Regions from separate parts of the Homo sapiens genome. Here region 2 is linked to region 1. Evidence: chromatin loops called from intact Hi-C (ENCODE). Cell type or tissue: IMR-90. All regions are shown on one strand. Links, peaks and the distances in the headings refer to the core of each region. The heading gives the core; the rest is flanking DNA. Region 1 has its middle 410 kb from the start of HS6ST1. Region 2 overlaps LOC105373611 (a long non-coding RNA gene).

Evidence for each region. Hi-C counts contacts between places; a loop is a spot of excess contacts. Peaks named below come from ENCODE experiments on the same cell type or tissue, not always from the same donor. Only the 100,000 strongest peaks of a DNase experiment are listed, where the experiment ranks them.
Region 2: a loop joins it to region 1, with 6 times the contacts of the local background. A loop is called at or near these places in 1 of 110 quality-filtered maps.

Annotation. Positions count from the first base shown.
Region 1 is chr2:128,731,632-128,734,544 of GRCh38, reverse strand. No RefSeq gene overlaps it. Among named protein-coding and RNA genes, the nearest start is that of HS6ST1, 410 kb to the right of the region's middle. RefSeq lists enhancers at 17-76, 1,036-1,145. In IMR-90, for the core only: no CTCF peak of the experiment used is centred there; a DNase peak (open chromatin) is centred at 1,264; H3K27ac peaks cover 198 bases.
Region 2 is chr2:128,535,426-128,538,338 of GRCh38, reverse strand. The region is part of intron 1 of LOC105373611 (a long non-coding RNA gene); the gene reads right to left. Among named protein-coding and RNA genes, the nearest start is that of HS6ST1, 220 kb to the right of the region's middle. RefSeq lists enhancers at 242-1,038, 1,039-1,835. In IMR-90, for the core only: a CTCF peak has its summit at 1,070; DNase peaks (open chromatin) are centred at 948 and 2,198; H3K27ac peaks cover 1,920 bases.

The sequences.
Region 1 (2,913 bases), core at 255-2,754:
CCAAGAAACTGCCCACAAGGTGTGGGCCCGCAGGTGCGGCCACGACTGCTGCAAACAAAACAAGGCTTCCAGACACACTCCCAACATTCAAAACTCAAGAACCCTTTGTGCTGTCTGCCCCATCACTTAGGAGGGGGAGTTGGCAGGGGAGAGGGGGAGGCAAGAATGAACCGTGTTTGATTGTGCATCCGCTATGTGTAATAGAGACTTTAAATTCCATGTAATGTTAAATTATAATTTTTCCAACTCAATGAGTTGATTCCATCAGAAACTAGTTCTGATGTGTGTGGCTTTTAAATCTAAGACCACTGCAGCGAAGTGAAAAAGACACCGGCAGTGTCGTCTGGTTTTGACTCTGAGATCTAGCCAGCTCAGAGTTGCAGTGCTGCTTCCAGAACCTTCTTCCCATCACAGCCAAGAGCCCAAGAGTCCTGCATCAGACTAACAGGCAAGGTGGAAATAAAGCAAGCCCGGAAAGGCAGCTACTATGTTAAGCTATGGAAGGGGAGACCAGTGCTGGTGATGTAAAGATCCCTGTGGCTGGAGCCGCCTGCAAGATAGTGTTTCTAAGGCGGATCCACGAGGACCTGCTCTGATAAATTAATCAGACCTATTCTCAATTAGCTCAGCATTTGTATAACAACAATTAATTTCTGTAAAGCCCTCAGACTAATGCTGCTTTGTTAATTAGGTTAGTTGCCCCTTCTGCAGTTTTCAGCCGGCTTAATTGTGCCTAGCAAATGCTTTTTGTCACACACCAGCCCACCGTATCATCCAGGCATGCTTCTGGGTCTGTGGCATCTGCAACAGACATCCACTGAGGATGGCAGGGCCAGGTTCTACCATCAGGGCAGATCCGGTACAGGAACCACACCACTGCAGTGGGCAGCGAGCCCCTGGGCACCAGCATCAAGGCAGCACACCAGGTTCTCTAAAATCCTTAGCAAAGCACCCCTTTGGGAGACACTCCCCTGCTGGCTCTGTCTTTGCATTCGTTTGTTCATCATTTTAATTCTCACAAGAACTCTGGGAGGTAGGGGCAAATGTATCTCACTGTATGTGACCAGCAGCCCTCCTGTCAAGCAAGGTAATACAGCAAAGGAAGGGTGAAATCGGGATTCTGACCCAAGTCCATCTGTCAGTAACAGCCGTGTTCTTTACTCAGCACAAAACTGTGAATGATTAGTCATTATTGCATGTGTTACTCCCAGGGGATTTTGCATTTTGCAATAAGAAAAGGCTTACACAGAGAAATGGACATCTAATGGCCCAGTTCCAGACACTGAGACACTTAAATGAGATATTTCCTAATAGGGTGGTGGGCGGAGGATGTGTTTTCAGCAAGCCCCCATTGGCCAACAGTGTGTGAAAGGGGCCCAACAGAAGCTGTTCACAGGCAGAGCCACCCCTAGTGCAGCATATCCCACAGAGAGCCCTGGAGGAAAATAAGGGTCTGTGGCATAATGAGCTTGAGGATACCAGTTATGATCTCCCTCTTGCAGACTTACAGTGCCTGTTAAAGGCCCTGAAACATCCTGCTGTAAGAAACCTGCTCACGGGAAGGCAGTTAGCAGTGGTTACTCTGGCAAGGGTAGCTGTGCTGGAAACTCACAAGGAGGGGAAGGGGCAGAAGGTGAGCCTGCTCAACATTTTCCAACCAAATCTATGCCAAATTACCTTGACTACAAACCTTTTTGTTAGCACAACATCAAGAACAAGCCTAAAGAACTAGTGTTCTAGGGAACTCACCTTGGGAAATGCTACCTTAAGTTCACCAAAACTTAAGAGTTTGTTCATATGTCTGTGAAGAAGAAAAAGAAGGTGAAGGGTCACCAGCCACTATTCCTGGGACATTCATCAGAAAATGACAATATCCAGAAATGAAAATGTCTGGGAGTGGAGAAGATGTGGATAGGGTTTGCTTAGGAGCCCCGAGGTCTGATCTCTGAATGGAACAAGGTCCGCCTGTCTTCCATGGAGGCTCATTTGTGCTCACCACAGGGACAGATTGGGAGAGAGAGAAGGTGTGTGTGATTCAGGTGCAGCTGGGTCTGGTGGATGCCGACGTCAAGTGTGTAGTGGAAGCCTCGGGTAGGCTGATGGAGTCTTAGCATCGCCCTGGGCCTTTTCTGTGTTGAAACTGGAAGCCCTAGAAACATGGCAGATTCCATCTGTCTCAAATGGTTTTTGGGTGGCTGATCCCAAAGGCCCAGTCTTGAGGACTATTCACCATCCCTCTCACCTCCTTTCCAAGCCTAGCCCTTTCTTCTTCAGGTGCTTGTGTCAGAAGAGGGAGGTACCAGGCACCCGCATAGCCTCCTCCATCTGTGGGGTGTGGAGGGTGCTGGGGGGCTGCGTGGCCCTGCGACAGTGAATTGAGAGCTGGCGCCAGCCCCTCTGTGCCCTTCTAGGGGACTTCTAGGGCCCTCTCCCACACAGGATCCACATCAGAGTTGTTACCTCTGTCTTTCTGTGTCTCCAGTGGCCAAACACACATCCATCCCTACATCCACACTCCCAAACCAAGCCTCCTCCCTTCAAAGACCGTAATCACATCAGAATCTGTCAAGACCAATAAGGAAAAGACAAGAAGAAGATCTAAAACCACAGCCCACAATGTGGGGCGTATCCATTAAGAATGCCATCCCAGCACTTTGGGAGGCCTAGGCAGGCAGATCACGAGGTCAGGAGATCGAGACCATCCTGGCTAACATGGTGAAACCCCATCATTACTAAAAATACAAAAAATTAGCCAGGCCTGGTGGCTGGTGCCTATAGTCCCAGCTACTCGGGAGGCTGAGGCAGGGAATGGCATGAACCTGGGAGGCGGAGCTTGCAGTGAGCGGAGATCGCACCACTGCACTCCAGCCTGGGTGACAGAGCAAGACTCTGTCTCAAAAAAAAAAAAAAAGA
Region 2 (2,913 bases), core at 127-2,626, 200 kb after region 1:
TGAAGACATTTCTATTTTGTTTTACCAACAATTTTTAAGCTAGCTTTATTTACCAAAGATTGCTAAAGTCATGTAAACTTGAAAGCATTTGGGCACGCAATTTGTGAGTACTCATGCACTTATAAGTCAATTTGGTACCACACAGACAACATACGCACAGACATGTACACATGTAAACATAAAAACAGAGATAGGCACAAAAATTTTACAGCTTGGACTTTAAAATTTTAGCCATGAGACAAGTAAAACTCACTAGTTTAAAAGGACACTTGGATTAAACTGTGCCTCTGTAAATGGAACAAATTAAAGTTTATCTGTCCCACATGGCTGAAGCCCTTACTGGTTTTGGAGAAAACAGGGTAGCAAATTAACATCTTGAAACACAGAGAAAGAATTTACATTTTCAAGAAGGGTTTTGGTTTTGTCAGAGAAAGATTAAGAAGAAATCCCACAGTAACACAAAACCATAGGAATTCACCACAGGATTGACAAGGAGCCCAATTTTATTTAGATAGGTAGCTTCTAATTTGGTCTTTGTTTTCCAACTGGGCCACTGAGCTCAGGGCAGAGCTCATTAATGAACAGAGCCCACAAAGCATTTGTAGCTTCCAGGGCCTAATACTTACAGATGTGAAAAGCAGGCCCAGCTGAAAGGCAGAGCATCTAGATCTTCAGAAATCAAGGATCCCACTTTTACATTGAATCCCATTTTCCGCAAATGAGGAAAACGTGATGGGACCAGGCCCTGCAACACTTTCTTAGAGCGCCTCACTACAAGACATTCGCCAGAGACTGCTGGGCAATCCAACAGCAACCAGCCCCCTCTGCCATCAGCCCAGCCCCCATGGGAATCCTATCCCTCGGTGGTGGGTGTTCCCACCACGTGCAAGTATCCAAACCACACTTTTCTTATCTAAACACACAAAGAAACGAGTCATCCCTGAAATAAATACACTCATTGCAACTGCTGCGGCCACCTCCAAAGCTGCAGCTCTCACATCTGACTCACCAGCCGTCACACACACAAAGGTCACCTTCCCTCTCACAGTACAATGGAACCCCTGGTGCCTACAAAGCCAAAGAGATCGGGTAACTCAATGCAAAAGAGAGCAGAGTTTCAGCCCTGAGAGGGGCATACCCGCTACTCTTGGGACTCCACAAGGAAAGTAAAAGGCCTCACAAAGGGGCTGTGGTGCCTTTTCCTGTGTTCCTCAAGAGGGCCCAGGGCTGTTGGAAGTCTCCTCTAGATTTCTTCACGTGGTATCTAACATGGCAAAAGGAAGGAGGAGCAGAAATGGAAGGAAAAACAAGTCCTAGAGGAGCGGAGCCAATTTGGGGAGATTTTAAGGTTTCTAAAAGACCAATGTTGGGAGGCGAAGACGGGCAAATCACCTAAGGTCAGGGGTTCAAGACCAGCCTGGCCAACATGGTGAAACCCTGTCTCTACTAAAAATACAAAAATTAACTGGGCATGGTGGTGGGCACCTGTAATCCCAGCTACTTGGGAGGCTGAGGCAGGAGAATCGCTGGAACCCGGGAGGTGGAGGTTGCAGTGAGCCAAGATCGTGCCACTGCCCTCCAGCCTGGGCGACAAGGGCGAGACTCTGTCTCAAAATAAATAAATAAAATAAAAAGCCAATGAAGTTTTACATTTTCGTCAGCAAAAATCATGCCAACAAGAAAGGAAGCAAACAGAGGGACCAGACATATTTGAAAAGCGGATTCTGTCAACTAAAAAACAATTCCCAGAAACAGTATCCAAAAGAGAAAAGGAAGACAGGAAAAAATTATAGTTTGAAAATCAGCTTTTAATTAAGCCTACTCTGACCATACAGCTCATTAAAAAATCCTTTCAAATCTCTTATTACCAGATTTCACTCAGGGCAATCAGAAAGTAGGCTTTCTATTCATTTGTCTGGTTCTAAAACCTGCATTTTCCCATTGTGTGTGCAAATATATTAATTTAGAAATTTCAAAAGACCCCCAATTTGGCCATTGCTACTTGGGATGATCTTGAGTTGTGTAAGTCCAAGGTGGAGCTCCACGGGTGTTATACACAAATACAGCGGGTATTTCCGAGGGCCGGGGGATGATCCTTAAGGGAAAGCTCAGCTTTGACAATCAGTTTCCCACCATTTTAGAAATTCCCTTTCAAAAGTGACCAAGGCTGGAACGATGTAGTAGGCTGAAGTGTGCTGCTCTGTGAGTGCCATTCCTCAAAGAGTCATCAGTGAGTCATGACTCATTCTTTTGTTTTTTGTTTTTGAGACAGAGTCTTGCTCTCTCTCCAGGCTGGAGTGCAGTGGTGCGATCTCAGCTCACTGCAACTTCTGCCTCCCGCGTTCAAGCAATTCTCCTGCCTCAGCCTCCTGAGCAGCTAGGACTATAGGCACATGCTACCATGCCCAACTAATTTTTTTGTATTTTTAGTAGAGATGGGGTCTCACCGTGTTAGCCAGGATGGATTCACTCTTTTACATGTCTCGGAATCTCTCATCACTTTTCGGCAGCAGAGCACTCAAGGTGCCAGGTGACCAGCCCTTATGTGCACCTTCTGGCTAAGCCAAAAATCCCTGCAGATATTTTTCTTGAAGGGAGGTCCTATAAGGCTGCTACGTATCATGGACGAACATTTCAACACCTCCATAAAGTCTCTAGTCACCTAGAGTCCCCAGTCGGTATGGAGGGAGGGAGTGTCTCTTAACTTTTGGGTGGGAGAACTCACTTACATGTTCTTTTCAGTTTAAAACCAGCAGGAATGGATTAAATTGAAATACAAGTCCAAATTACAAATAATAGGAAGCAGCTGCAATTTTTAAAGGGTGCTATGTAATTTTAGGCCAAAAAATAAAATGAAACAACTTACACTAGACTACCAATGCTGTAACCCAAATATTTTGCCATGAAGTAGAG